Linked DNA regions of Homo sapiens: region 2 is linked to region 1. Evidence: chromatin contacts called from ENCODE Hi-C or POLR2A ChIA-PET data. All regions are on one chromosome and are shown on one strand. The core of a region is the stretch at or near the end of the contact, and the rest is flanking DNA. Distances in the headings are between cores, read along the strand shown. Region 1 overlaps TP63 (tumor protein p63). Region 2 overlaps TP63 (tumor protein p63).

What was found. Hi-C counts contacts between places; a loop is a spot of excess contacts on that map. ChIA-PET counts read pairs that join two places held with the same protein, here RNA polymerase II (POLR2A). Pooled maps may share reads with other maps.
Region 2: a loop to region 1 is called in a map of PC-9, with 6 times the contacts of the local background. The contact joins two enhancer-like sites. A Hi-C loop is called at or near these places in 1 of 168 maps with a recorded cell type or tissue (PC-9) and 4 of 50 pooled maps. POLR2A ChIA-PET finds 5 or more read pairs at or near these places in 1 of 52 experiments (MCF 10A).

The regions. Positions count from the first base shown.
Region 1 is chr3:189,708,406-189,714,909 of GRCh38, reverse strand. All of the region lies in intron 1 of TP63 (tumor protein p63), which reads right to left. Among named protein-coding and RNA genes, the nearest start is that of TP63, 80 kb to the right of the region's middle. Within about 2 kb of position 4,134, at least 5 of the 41 ENCODE cell types and tissues checked have a DNase peak (open chromatin) inside an H3K27ac peak, as active enhancers do.
Region 2 is chr3:189,841,164-189,847,667 of GRCh38, reverse strand. All of the region lies in intron 4 of TP63 (tumor protein p63), which reads right to left. Among named protein-coding and RNA genes, the nearest start is that of MIR944, 14 kb to the right of the region's middle. Within about 2 kb of position 4,217, at least 4 of the 41 ENCODE cell types and tissues checked have a DNase peak (open chromatin) inside an H3K27ac peak, as active enhancers do.

The sequences.
Region 1 (6,504 bases), core at 2,885-5,384:
GTGCTTCTCTGGTTGTGTAGAATTTTTGAGTTCTTGGATTTTTGTTCTATTTTGCTTTTTAGACAGCACTTTAAAAAAAAGAGATGCTTTTTATATGAATGTGTACATGTATGTCTGTGTGTGTTTACGTTCAATGACTCTAACTCTGAGAAGCAAGCTGAATTAACTCTTTGTCATTTATGTATGCCCTTCTTCAATACTCCCTCCTGAGAAACCAGGCCTCTCATATTTGAGAGAATTTTGGAAAGATGTAAGGATAATCTCCAGCCAAGGAAAACCTATCAGAAACTGTGGTGTACATCAGTGAGAGATACAGTCTTGAAAAGGAGGCCTCTAAGTCACAACCAAGTCACTCAAACATTACTAGGATGGACAGAAAAGAAACTTCTCAAAATTTCCGCATAATTGGTGTACGAACATACACTTTAACAGACCTCTGTCAAAACAAGATTTGTTTTTCGGTACTTGTCCTTGGATATTGATATTTCTGTATTATTCTCGGTTATATTCTGTTCTTAGGCAATGAGCCTACACTATGTGATGGGATAATTTCTGGAGCGATTGCTAAAACCTCATCTCTTTGCATACGTCTCTTTAAACTTTCAGAACACCGGGAACATGATCACTTTCCCAAAAGTCATGGCAGAGAATAATAGAACTTGAAGGCAGAACTCTTAGAGGTTTAATAGTACCTTTCCCAAAGTCCACCTTATGAGGGTCCTGTGACGCTTTGCATCACACACACATACATACACATACACACAATTCCACTTACGGGGTGTCTTTAATTCATCTACAGATAATCATTTGGCACTGAGGATCTGTGAATACCACATATAAAATGAAGAGTTGGAAAATCCAACTTTGTCTAAATTGCTTTTAGGTTTCAGATGTGTTAAGGATCAACAGAAACTATTAAAACCGTACTTTGGAGAGAATGAAGACCAGGTTTTAATCACTCTTTCCATACTGAACAAAAAATTTTTCACTTGATCATATATTTTCTAATTAGTGATTTGTAAAGCCTCTCAGACTTAGAAATTGATTTGCTACTTATTTTATTATATTATTATGGACTTATTTATTGAAATAATATTCAATTATAAAAGTTATAAAAGCATCAATTATAAAATTTATAAAAGCATCAATTATAATTATGAAGAGGGATATAAAGTTATTCACAGAATATACACCTAATATAATGTTATAAGTTAAAAAGTTGGATTAGACTTGAACTTGTAATTTAATTGTTCAACTATGGTATATATAACACTTTTTTGAATTACTTTTGTTATTTTATGCAGGCTTCAGTCTCTAATCTTTTCAAAATTCAAAAATCAAATAAATTTGGGAGATGTGAAGCTTGACTTTCTGAAGTTAAAACTGGATCAGTTCATTGGAGATGAAGTACATTTGAGATTACCCCCTAAACGTTTGGAATAAGATGAACTCGTTTCAAATGAAAAGAACTCAGCTCAGGAAAATGAAGTATTTATCCAAAAACTCAAGGACCAGAGGATGGTATCAAAGGCTAGTTGTCTGTCAGCTCAAAACCAGATGCTCATGTGTAGATTGTTTACTCAAGCTCTGATAATTGGCCTCTTCCCCACTGTTGAAACAAGTTAGTAGTTTGTCCATTCATTCAGTAAACATTTACTGAGTAGTTACTTGCCAGGCAGTGTGTTAAGTGTCAGAAATACACAGAATAAACAGAATGCTATAAAGCCCAAAGGCAGGGGTACAAATGGAGATGAAGTGGCCATAAAGCCTATTTTGAGGTTTTTGCATCTCAATCTATCTGACCATAAGCCAAATAATCAGGAAATCCAATCTGACCTCTCTGTCTGTGCTGTGGTGGTCTGGGAGAATTCCCAGGCAAACCTAGCTCTTTCTTAGAGGTTTAAGATGTGGCAATAGTGGAATTTCCCAGCACCCCTAAGTCCAAAAACAGATGTCCCCATGTCACTTGACATCTCAGATATTTTCAATGGCTCCCTCTCAAGATCAAAGCCCAAACTCAATGGCATGGTTCTGAAGACACCTAATGATCTGAGCTTAAACTCATCTCATAATAAAACATAATTCATAATCCTACCTTCATTTCTGAAATAGTCCTTGCATTTTATAACCTTTCTCTTTGCCTACTCTGTCTTTCAATCTGAAACACCTTTCCATATTTGTCTTCTTATTGCTGTGATCTGAATAATTGTGTCCCCACCCTCACCCCACCAAATCTATATGTTGAAACCTAACCCCCAAGGTAATGATAGTAAGAGGTGGGGTTTTGAGGAGGTGATTAAATCATTACTGCCTCTCCTCATGAATGGGATTAGTGCTCTTGTAAAAAAGGCCTCAAAGAGCTGCTGTGTGCCCTTTCCACCATGTGAGGACAAAACAAGAAGGTGCCACCTATGAAAAAGCTGGTGCTCATCAGACGGAATCCACCAGTGCCTTGATCTAAGACTTTCCAGCCTCCAGGACCATGAGAATTTCTATTGTTTGTAAGTTACCCAGTTTATGGTATTTTGTTACAGCACTCCTAGTGGACTAAGACTTATTAATAACCTAGCTAATCTTCACTTCTTACCTCAGAATATTTCAGAAAACTTTCTTATTCCTCTCCAATCAAAAATGTCTTCTTCCATATTTCTGTGACAAACTGACCTCTGTGACTGAATTCTACCTTGTGCAGTAGTTAGTTGTTTACGTGTCTGTTTCCTGTCCTCGTAAGTGAGGACAGGGAAATGCATTATTGTATCTCAGTGTCTACCACGGTGCCTATTGTAGTGTTTGTGCAAGGTATGTGCTCAATAAATGCACATCAATTTTAATTGTTCTGTGTTTTCCTTTTCCAGATTCAGTCCTGAAACTTTCCAGAAGAAAGTTGACTCGAGTCCTGCCTACCATTTAGCTACTACTTTTCTTCAAGTGGCCTCCACACTTCTTCCACTTTTCTCCTTCATGCTTTTGCTCTTCCTCTGTCCATCCACCAAACCAACATGACAGCTTCCTATCACGGAAGTTCCATCAGCCTACCTATCTCCGCCTTATATTCTTTGCTCAAGCCCATACATCAGTGTAAGGATCCAGCTGGTATAAGATCATAAAAAGTGGATAGGCCTAACTGGAGACATTATACCCACATGAAAGAAAACAGGTTATATTTTTTAAATTGTCAGAGTACTGTAGGCTGTCAGTCATTATGGTACTGCTACAACACAAGGCAAGACACTATTCTGACAATTCACTGAATTTCTCCGTTCTCTACCCGTTTGTTTGCATTCTTCCCTCTATCTGGAGTACTTCCAGATTTATCTATTAAACCCCTCTCTTCTTTAAAGCCTGGAGCCAATGTTACTTCCTCCTTGAAATGTCTCCAATCCTCCAGGTAAAATTTCTATTTTTTTCCCCACGTTCCTGTGGCACTTTTTAACAACTCTAGTGGACCACTCATCAGCACTCACCTCACACGGGTACTATGAATGTATTAGCAGCCTTGTCTTACTAATGTTGTCATTGTAAACACAAAAATATACTTGCTAAAGATGAGGTAGAACCTCACCCAGCACAGGACCTTGTACACAGAAACCCTCAAGAGGAATTGTTGAATTAAATGCATACCTCTCCTATACCTACTCTGAGCAGTAGCAACCAGGTTCTTGGCCTAAATTCCACAAGGCTGGTTTCTGAAAAGCAAATTGTAGATGGGAAAATCTATGCTGTAAATGATTAAGTAATGGTTCCTGGCTCAACTGGAAGAACAGTGGCAACATCAAGGTCAAAAGTCTTATCTCTGACAACAGATGACCCCTACCATATTGCCTTAGACATGGGCACTGTAACCAATGTGTCTATATACTATTCCCAACTCTCCAAGAGAACAGAGAGGCATTATAATTGATGAAAACACTCTTGATATTGAACTTATTTATAGTTTTTGGAGAAGAGAGAGGCAGTTTGATGAGTGTGCTGTTAAAACTCTAGGAACTTGGCAGCAGTCAGTGCACAGGAATTCCCCCTGCTCTGCATTTTTTAACACTGCTGTGATTTGTAGACATCACTATTTAATGAAGCACACAGCTGTGTAAGAAGAGCAGGAGGTGGAGTTTGGCAGTGAAAGGCCAGCAGGAAATCTGGCAACCCATGTCATCTGGAATTTCCCTGACTCTGTTGAATCACCCCTCCTTCCATCACCCTCCTCTAGCTCAACCTTCAGGCACTCTCCAAGATGGCCATTTTAAGCACATAAATAACTATGTAGAGAAATTGCAGTATAGGTCATGCACTTTAACGCATCTTTAGCAAGTATATTTTTGTGAGTCCAGGAACTAGAGTTGGACAAATCAGCAAGATAAAATAAGAAATAATCCAAAACTGCAACTAAAGCAGTAATGGAAATATTGAGGGAAGCTAAAAAAAAAATCTATTTGGCTAACATTATAAATTAAGTATTTTAATTAAATTATCCCTGCCCTTTTCTATTTTAATTGCTAACATGTTTCCAAAGCAGGAATCTGAAAGCTGAGAAACTGAGTGGTGACCTGTAAAGCTGAGTTTTGTAGCTGAGTTCAAATCCTAGCTCAGTCACATATTGATTATAAGTTCAGGCAAGTTATTTTGCCTCTTTCAGCTATATTTTTCTCCTCTACAACAGGGAGGTAATAATATCTATCCCCTAGGCCTGTTAGGAGGGTTACCTGACAAACTATACTTACAAGGGACACAGTGAAGGTATGTTTTCTCTTTTCCTTTTCTCTCCCCACGCCTTTCCCTAACATATACACAGACTTCTATGATTTAATAGTATAGTCTAAGTCTAGTGAAACATGGACCATTTTTGAAAACATAACAAATTCAAATAAGTACTTGACATTACACAACCCCCTATTTTTGCTATTACTAAGTAAATGATATGGTTACAGTGTCTTTAAATAACTCAAAGCATTTATTGATAAATATGTTTATTCATTTATAAAATATTCCTAAAAAGTATAAACAAGGTAATGCATGTCCATCTTATGGATGGAGAAAAAGTGAGCAAAGGTTAAGTTGTATGACCCACCTTCAAAGGAAAACTACAATCCTGAGTTATATCATCCCTAACTGTAGCTTATCCATATTACATTGCCTCCCATGTATGCCTCCTAAAGTGTCCTCTTAGGAATTATAAATCAGAGAACAGGACAAATGATCTGAAGAACATTTATTGAGGACAGCATAAATGTAAAAAGCACCTGTAATTCTTTTTTATTATTATTATTTTTTGAGACGGAGTCTTGCTCTGTTGCCCAGGCTGGAGTACAGTGGCACAATTGTAATTCTTTAAAAAAGCAAATAAAAAAAGTTCTCCTCAGTGCATTTTCCATTAAGAATAAATAACATAAAGCTGTCTTAAATAAGACAAATTTAAAATAAAAATGAAGACAAAGTTGTAATAGTATGCTTCGGTTTCAGACTGTGGGCTCCATAGTGGAAAAATAAAAGAAAAAAATCATAAATAGGACAACAGAATGATGAAGGGATTAGACAGAAATATAACCTTGATGTTTGTTAAAGTTCCATGAAGCAAAGCTATAACAAATTTATTAATTCAACTCTTATGGAAAAAAAGGCTATTTAGATTCAGAATAGAAAACCATCATAATAATTTGTTCTAAAAGCAAATTTAAAATCATACCAAAAGGGAAAAGTAGTAATTTATTTCATATTGTATCTTCCTTGTTCTCAAAAAAGCTGAGCAATAATTACATACAAAAATTCATATTTCAGCTGCAGTGTACATTTTCATGATGTACAAGAAAAATAATGTACCATAAGATAATGGATTAAAAGTGAGATGATGAAATAAAACAGCAAACAAGGATGAATCTAACTAACTATATGGGGATAATACTGAGATATACCACAGTAAAATATATTCTAGGTATGTAAGAGGATTGCTTTTGGTGGAAACTGTGAAAAAACAAACTGACACTCTAAAATTTCTTGAACACAACGTAAAGGCTCTTAACTCTCGTGTTCCAGCAATGTCTCTGAGCCGTGAAGCAATGTATGGGTATAAAGAAGTCTAAGAGGAGTAATCCTATTTTAAGTATTATAAAAAATGAAAGTCTTCCTTCGCATATTATTTTTTTTAGCAGTTTAGGCGATGTTCATTATAGATTCTAGTAGAATAGTGGATAGTGACAGAATTAATGAATGAAATCTGTGTCTTTGAGTTCCAGGTGGGTTTAGGGGTTCAAGACCCTGCCCAGTCTACTCTTAAAAGCACCCTTGCACGTGCTTCCCTTTACAACCTGTTCATTCGTGGTCAGCAAACATGCTTCACAGCTCTATTTATGTCAGGTACCACAAGCCACTTTGGCATGCCATCTCTCAGTAAGGACATGTCATTTGAGGTTTTCCTCAGAAATTAGATGCATCCATTCCAGAGAAGAAATTAATCCACCAAATTAAATACTGCTGTATGCCAATCATACAGTTTAGGTTTTGGCACAACTTGTA
Region 2 (6,504 bases), core at 2,968-5,467, 130 kb before region 1:
CTCGTTGCCTATTTAGAAAGGACCCCCAGTGCAACTGTGGCTCTTTGCATTATGCAAATCTAAGTGAAATCAGAAATAAAATACTGTGATGGGTGGGGGGAAATAAAGCACATCTGAAATAATTTTCAAAAACGATTGGCCTCTTCAAAGAAGTCATAAATATCTGACACTCACTGAGAAATAACTGGCAACTTACATGATCCCCCCAAATCTTGAGCTAATCATTCATAGAGGGGAAAATAGATAATGTATAGTGTTACTTCCATTTGATGATAATGATGATGATGATGATGATTATTTTTGTTATTCTAAGACTGAGCTTCGCTCTGTCACCCAGGCTGGAGTGCAATGGTGCAATCTCAGCTCACTGCAACCTCTGCCTCCAAGGTTCTAGCGACTCTCCTGCCTCAGCCTCCTGAGTAGCTGGGATTACAGGCGCCCGCCACCACACCTAGCTAATTTTTGTATTTTGGGTAAAGACGGGGTTTCACCATGTTGACCAGGCTGGTCTCAAACTCCTGACCTCAGGTGATCCGCCCGCCTCAATCTCCAGAAGTGCTGGGATTATAGGCGTGAGACACTGTGTCCGGCCTCATTTGATTATTTTATAATTTGGTGCAAATCTCTTAGAGAACGCAGTTACCAGATTTGCACTGGCAAAGTGACTCTTTAATAAAGAATGTGGAAGGCCAAGCGTGGTGGCTCATGCCTGTAATCCCAGCATTTTGGGAGGCCGAGGTGGGTGGATCACAAGGTCAGCAGTTCGAGACCAGCCTGGACAACATGGTGAAACCCCATCTCTACTAAAAATATAAAAATTAGGTGTGGTGATGCACACCTGTAATCTCTGCTACTCAGAAGTCTGAGGCAGGAGAATTGCTTGAACCCAGGAGGCAGAGGTTGCAGTGAGTCAAGATCACACCATTGCACTACAGCCTGGGCAATAGAGTGAGACTGTCTCAAAAAAAAAAAAAAAAAAAAAAAAGAATGTGGAAAACAAAGTGTTGGTAATCTTTCTGATGACACACACACACACACACACACACACACACACACCCTACTGGCCATTTCTGATCATATATGTATAAATATATAAAGTAGAACTTAATATATGTTCTTCTGTATACATACTGTACATATATTCAATAGTTTGTTCATTCCCAGGAAGCACCAGCCCATGGGCAAGAATGATGAGCCTAATATTGTACTGATCTTCAACCAAATTTCCTTGTATACTGACATGACAGTTTTGGCCATCCACATGAACTAAATATTTCAACAATGACATGGAAAAGAAGTTCCTGAAAACTAACAAATGAACTAAACTCCTTCTTTTTATAAAATATCCTTGTCAAAATGGATAAGTAAGCTTTGCCTAAATTTTGTTTTGCTTTGGGAGGGAGGGGAGGAAGTTTGGAATATCGAGGGGTGAGCTGCTTAAAGCCAAATATCATGTTCAAATAAAACAACTCCAGGGGATTTTGGAAAACAAGTAAATTCAGCTCCTTTACTAATAATATGTTGCAAAGAGAAGGGGGAAAAAAAAAGAATTCCAGTGACTAGGACCCTACCTTTACCACCTGCCTCAGTAGACATACTATATTACACGCTTTTGGCTGGCAGACTGGTAATTCAGTATCACAATGCATAGAGGTGCCAGGTAATATCAGCACACACCTGCGTAATTTTTCAACACCTCCCTTTCCTAAAGGTAGAATCAAAACCCTCCCTGCCTACTACACCAAAACCAAAAAACAAGAACTTTAGCTCTTTCATCCTCTCCCAGAAGAAATGCCATACTACATGCAAATCTCAAATCACATGGCTATCTTGAGCCCTAAATCTTAGAGACTATGGATGAAATAAACTCTCACGGAACAAAAAAAAATCATTAATTCTATAACCTACCTCTCTTCTCAATCCCTCTTCAAGGAAGGCAACTAGATAGAGTAGCATCAAAGCCCTCCCGAGTCTGCAATTCCAGATCAATTCACGTCTGGCATGTTCTTATACTGAGGTCTTAAAAAAAAGAAAACTCTAAGAAAGGCTTAAATACACCAACGAACATATTAGTCTCACTTTATGCCTGGCTTTCTGAATGAATTTGAATTTAGTTTCTTTAAAAAAGAGAGAAAAATAATGAGATTTACAAATACAATGAATCCTCATTTAACATTTTTGATAGATTTTTGGGAACTGTAACTTTAAGCAAAACACATATAACAAAACAATTTGTTTTTCTCATCACTGTTATAAGAAAATAACATTGTATGAAACAATTACTCGAAGATCTCCTGCACATCATTTTGTTTAAGGTCGCAGTTTACCAAGAACCTATCAAGGACATTGAGGACTTCACTGTTATCTAAAAGATAGCCACTAGTCACAAACAGGAAATGCCAGGTGCACTTCTAATTTATGGCTTCTAGTTCAAAAAACTTAAGAGGTAAAGTGTTGTCTGTACTATCTCAAATAACCCAAAATACTTGACAGGAAGAAAAAAAAGTCAAGCTCTAAAGCTCTCAGAACAATTCCGTTAATCAAGTACAAAGTCTGTCTTAACTTAGTGCTCTCCTAAAACATTCAGTGACTTAATTTTTTTTCTTTTTATAAGCTATATTCCTTGGGACTGCCAAATTAAAAATGTCCTTTTATAAGGGTAAGAGGGTGATGAAATCAATAATTAGAACTGCTGGGAATGAAAAATCATACAAAACAGATGGAGGGTTGCCAGAGAACCAGATAAAGTTCTGGCAGCTAATCTGGTGGGAGGCAAGATTTAGGGAAGAGAAATGAGATACATGAAAATAAAAATTTGAGGGTCCAACAATAACTTTTGATAAGGAGGGTTTGAAAAATTAATTCTAAAGATCCAATTCAGTAAAATGTAAAAAGACCCTTAGCGCTGAGACACAGCTTCAGTTTGGTCTGCTTCAAAGACACTGATTATCACATGAAGTTATATGGGCTAATTATATACTATACTTTGGATTTGTCCTCTACAAAAAAACTCACTTGAAAAACATTTTAAATTTCATATCGAGAAAGATATTATTTTTTAAAAAATGTAATGTTTAAAAAGTGTTGGCCGGGTGCAGTGGTTCACCCCCGTAATCCCAGCATTTCAGGAGGCCGAGTCAGATCACCTCAGGTCAGGAGTTTGAGACCAGCCTGGACAACATAGTGAAACCCCATCTCTACTAAAAATACAAAAATTAGCTGGGTGTGGTGTCACATGTCTGTAATCCCACCTACTTGGGAGGCTGAGAAAGGAGAATCGCTTGAATCCAGAAGGCGGAGGTTGCAGTGAGCTGAGGTCGTGCCAAAAATTAGCTGGGCGTGGTGGCGCGTGCCTGTAATCCCACCTACTTGGGAGGCTGAGAAAGGAGAACCACTTGAACCCAGGAGGTGGAGGTTGCAGTGAGCTGAGATCATGCCATTGCACTCCAGCCTGGGAGACAAGGCGAGACTCTGTCTCAAAGAAAAAAAAAAAAGAAAAAGGAAAAGTGTTCATTTCAATGGCTTTTAATATATCCATCCTAATAAACATCAGGTCAATGTGTTCTGATAGTCAGTGTCCCGAACTACCAAAAATAAAAAGTAGGGGGGGTGAATGGGTACAGGTGGTCTGGGGTTGGGGTGGGGGCATTCTCTTGAGAAGTCAGCTTTAAGTGGTTAGATTGAAAACACTAATATCTTTCAAGAGGCAACTGATCATCCTTCCTTTGACTAGGACCCCAGTTTTGTCATTCTATTTCTAAACTACATGTGTATAATGGGGCAGTAAATATTGCCCAGTGAATCATGGAAACAAAGCCAAGAGGCATTGAGTTTGGCTTCTAGTCCTCTACCTGCCCACTGACTTACTGCATCATCTTGGGCAAATTATTTCTCCTCTGGGGCTCCAACTTTGGCCCCGGATTTTTTGATTCACAAATGAGGCATTCCATTTTAAGACTGTATCCACATCAAAGGAAGGGGAATTCTGCAAAGTGAGCTTGCAAACAAGTCCAAGGCCACCATATCCTTTTGGATCTATCACAATGATCAGGCAGACGCAGATCCCAACATTGGCCCCACAGTCGTCTTGGCAAGGTATTTACTTCTCCCTGCCTCCCTTCCTGCCACAGCCGTCTAGCTGCCAGACATGTACGAATTGTGCTCTTGATCATTTTTTTAAAAAAATCCTTCCTCCAAGCACTTTTCCTGATGGCTCCAGCCAAAGGGCCGCCTGTTGCCACCTGTCAGTTGCGGGGATTAATTACCTGAGCCAAGGAGGCTGGGAGCGGCACATTCTTCCCGGGCCGCGCCCACAAATGTTGACATCAAGCAGGTGGGCTGTCTGCTACTCACTTACCGTGAGGACCAGCCAGGAGCCCACTGGGCCTGGCAGGTGGTGGGAGTGGGGCGACACTTAGACCGTGCCACAAAGCAGCAAAACCTCTGCAGGGAGTAATGTGTCCTGGGTCTTCTTGGGGAGGCCATAGCCAGCTTTGTGGCTAGCCCTGGGCACTGGCCCCAGAGGCAGCTGTGTCCTCCCTGCTGAAGGGCAGCATGTTGGCACCCACCTTGGGAAGGGGCGGGGGTGGAGCTCGCCAGCCTTGTTCTAGTTGCCTGAGGGTATGGATTTGGAAACCCAGTCTAAAAAGATTTGACAGACTTGATCGGTAATTTTGCAACTTTATCTCCCCAGGAGGGTAAAATGACCTTTCATTTAGTGTCTCCTGCCAGGGCCACCTCTGTCAACCCCACCTGACCAGTAATATCATTCACAGTTACCTTCACAGAGCAGACACTGGGAGGCATTTGTCAGAGTGACTGTCATACAGCAGGTACTCGTGTTAAGGTCGGCTTACTCTTACATGTTTCCTAAAGTCACGACCATCATGAGAAAAAGGCCAGGGTGAGATGACACTGATACGTTAGAGGTGTAGAAACAGGAGCTCAAAAGTTGAAAGCAGCACTCCAGTGAATGGTGGAACTGAGAACTGAACTGCAGTTAGTTTTCCCTCTTCTCAGTGCTGATTAAAGGCCTGCAAACCACCTTCCTGACTACTGGACATCTATGTGCTCCCCTGCCCCTCAATAAAACAAACCTGGACATTCCTCAGCAATACAGGAAGACACAATTATCTGTAGAGTCAAAATTCTTCTAGTAGAAACCCTGGATGGGCAGAGAACTCTTACCCCTCACCCCTACTGGACATACCTAGTTTAACTCCCCGATAAATGAGAGACCCAGAGAAAATATCACACCAGAAGTTAGCAATGAGACATAATTAGAACTTGTGGCTTCTAATTTCCAGCCCTGTAATCTTTTCACTGTAAAACATTCCTGTACCTCTTCTCTTTAAGATGTTATTGGTGGGGGACAGGGTTGGTGGGCAGATCGGAGAGCTTTATGGACACAGACGTGACATACACGCGCTCTCTCTCTCTCTCTCTCCAGACAGAAGACAATACGTTGCAACCCCCTTCCACTGCAGTAGCAGCATGTCTGTCTCAGCACACTGCTCTGCAAGTCAGCTATCATTTTCCCTTAAGGTAGAGAAAACATTATCCTCCCCCTAAGGGTGGCTTGCTACTCCCAACTGCCTGCAAAACCGCGGGCTACTACACTATCATTTCTTTCCCCTCTGGGCCCAAACTGGTTTTCCCTGTTCCTTCCTCAGCTCTTACTTTGTTGTATCAAGAAGTCACGCTTCTACAAAAACGATAGCCCTACCTAGAGCTCAGCGTCCTGCCTGAGATATGTTTTACCCCCTGGTCCAAGACAAAGCCTCACGCAGTGGCACCCAAAGTCGTAGGAGTCCTTCCCTGGTAGCTGACCTCCTTCAACACCTGGACGCTAGAGGTGAAAGTTATTGTCTATGCTTCCACACATACTCTTTGATTGTCTTTTAAAATGACTCACAGTATAGAATTCTTAAATCTCTGGTCTCTACTGAAGGTTGCATCATTCCTAACAGAAACACGTTCAGAAACCATTCATTCTGGGAGGCACTCACAGCTCAATTTCTATGAAATGACTCAGGTATCCTTGGCGATATAATACCACACATATTGGTTCTCTTTCCTGGTAGATTTGTGGCTTGTTTTGGAGTTTCATTTGTACATCTGCTCTAAAAGTGAGTCCTCTGTTCCAGTAATGGTAATTTGTATCTGCGGGATATTCTTTTTACCGGAAGACTAGGTAGGCCAGTCTGATAAGAAGAAATGGGAGACTATGTATCGACAGTATGGAGAGTAATGGCATCTACTGATTTCCATAAATGACACCATCACTCACCCATCTGTATAGTCCTTAACAGTTTATAGAGCATTTTCATACAGCTATTAATTTAATCCTCAGCTAACTCTATAAGAAAGTCACCTGTATTCCCTTTCTGTCAAGGAAGAATCAGAATCAGAGACTTAAGTAAACTACTTTGCTCACGATAACACAAAGTTAGAATTCTCCAATCTAGGTTTTAACTTTAAATTCAGGGCCCTTACTGTACATAA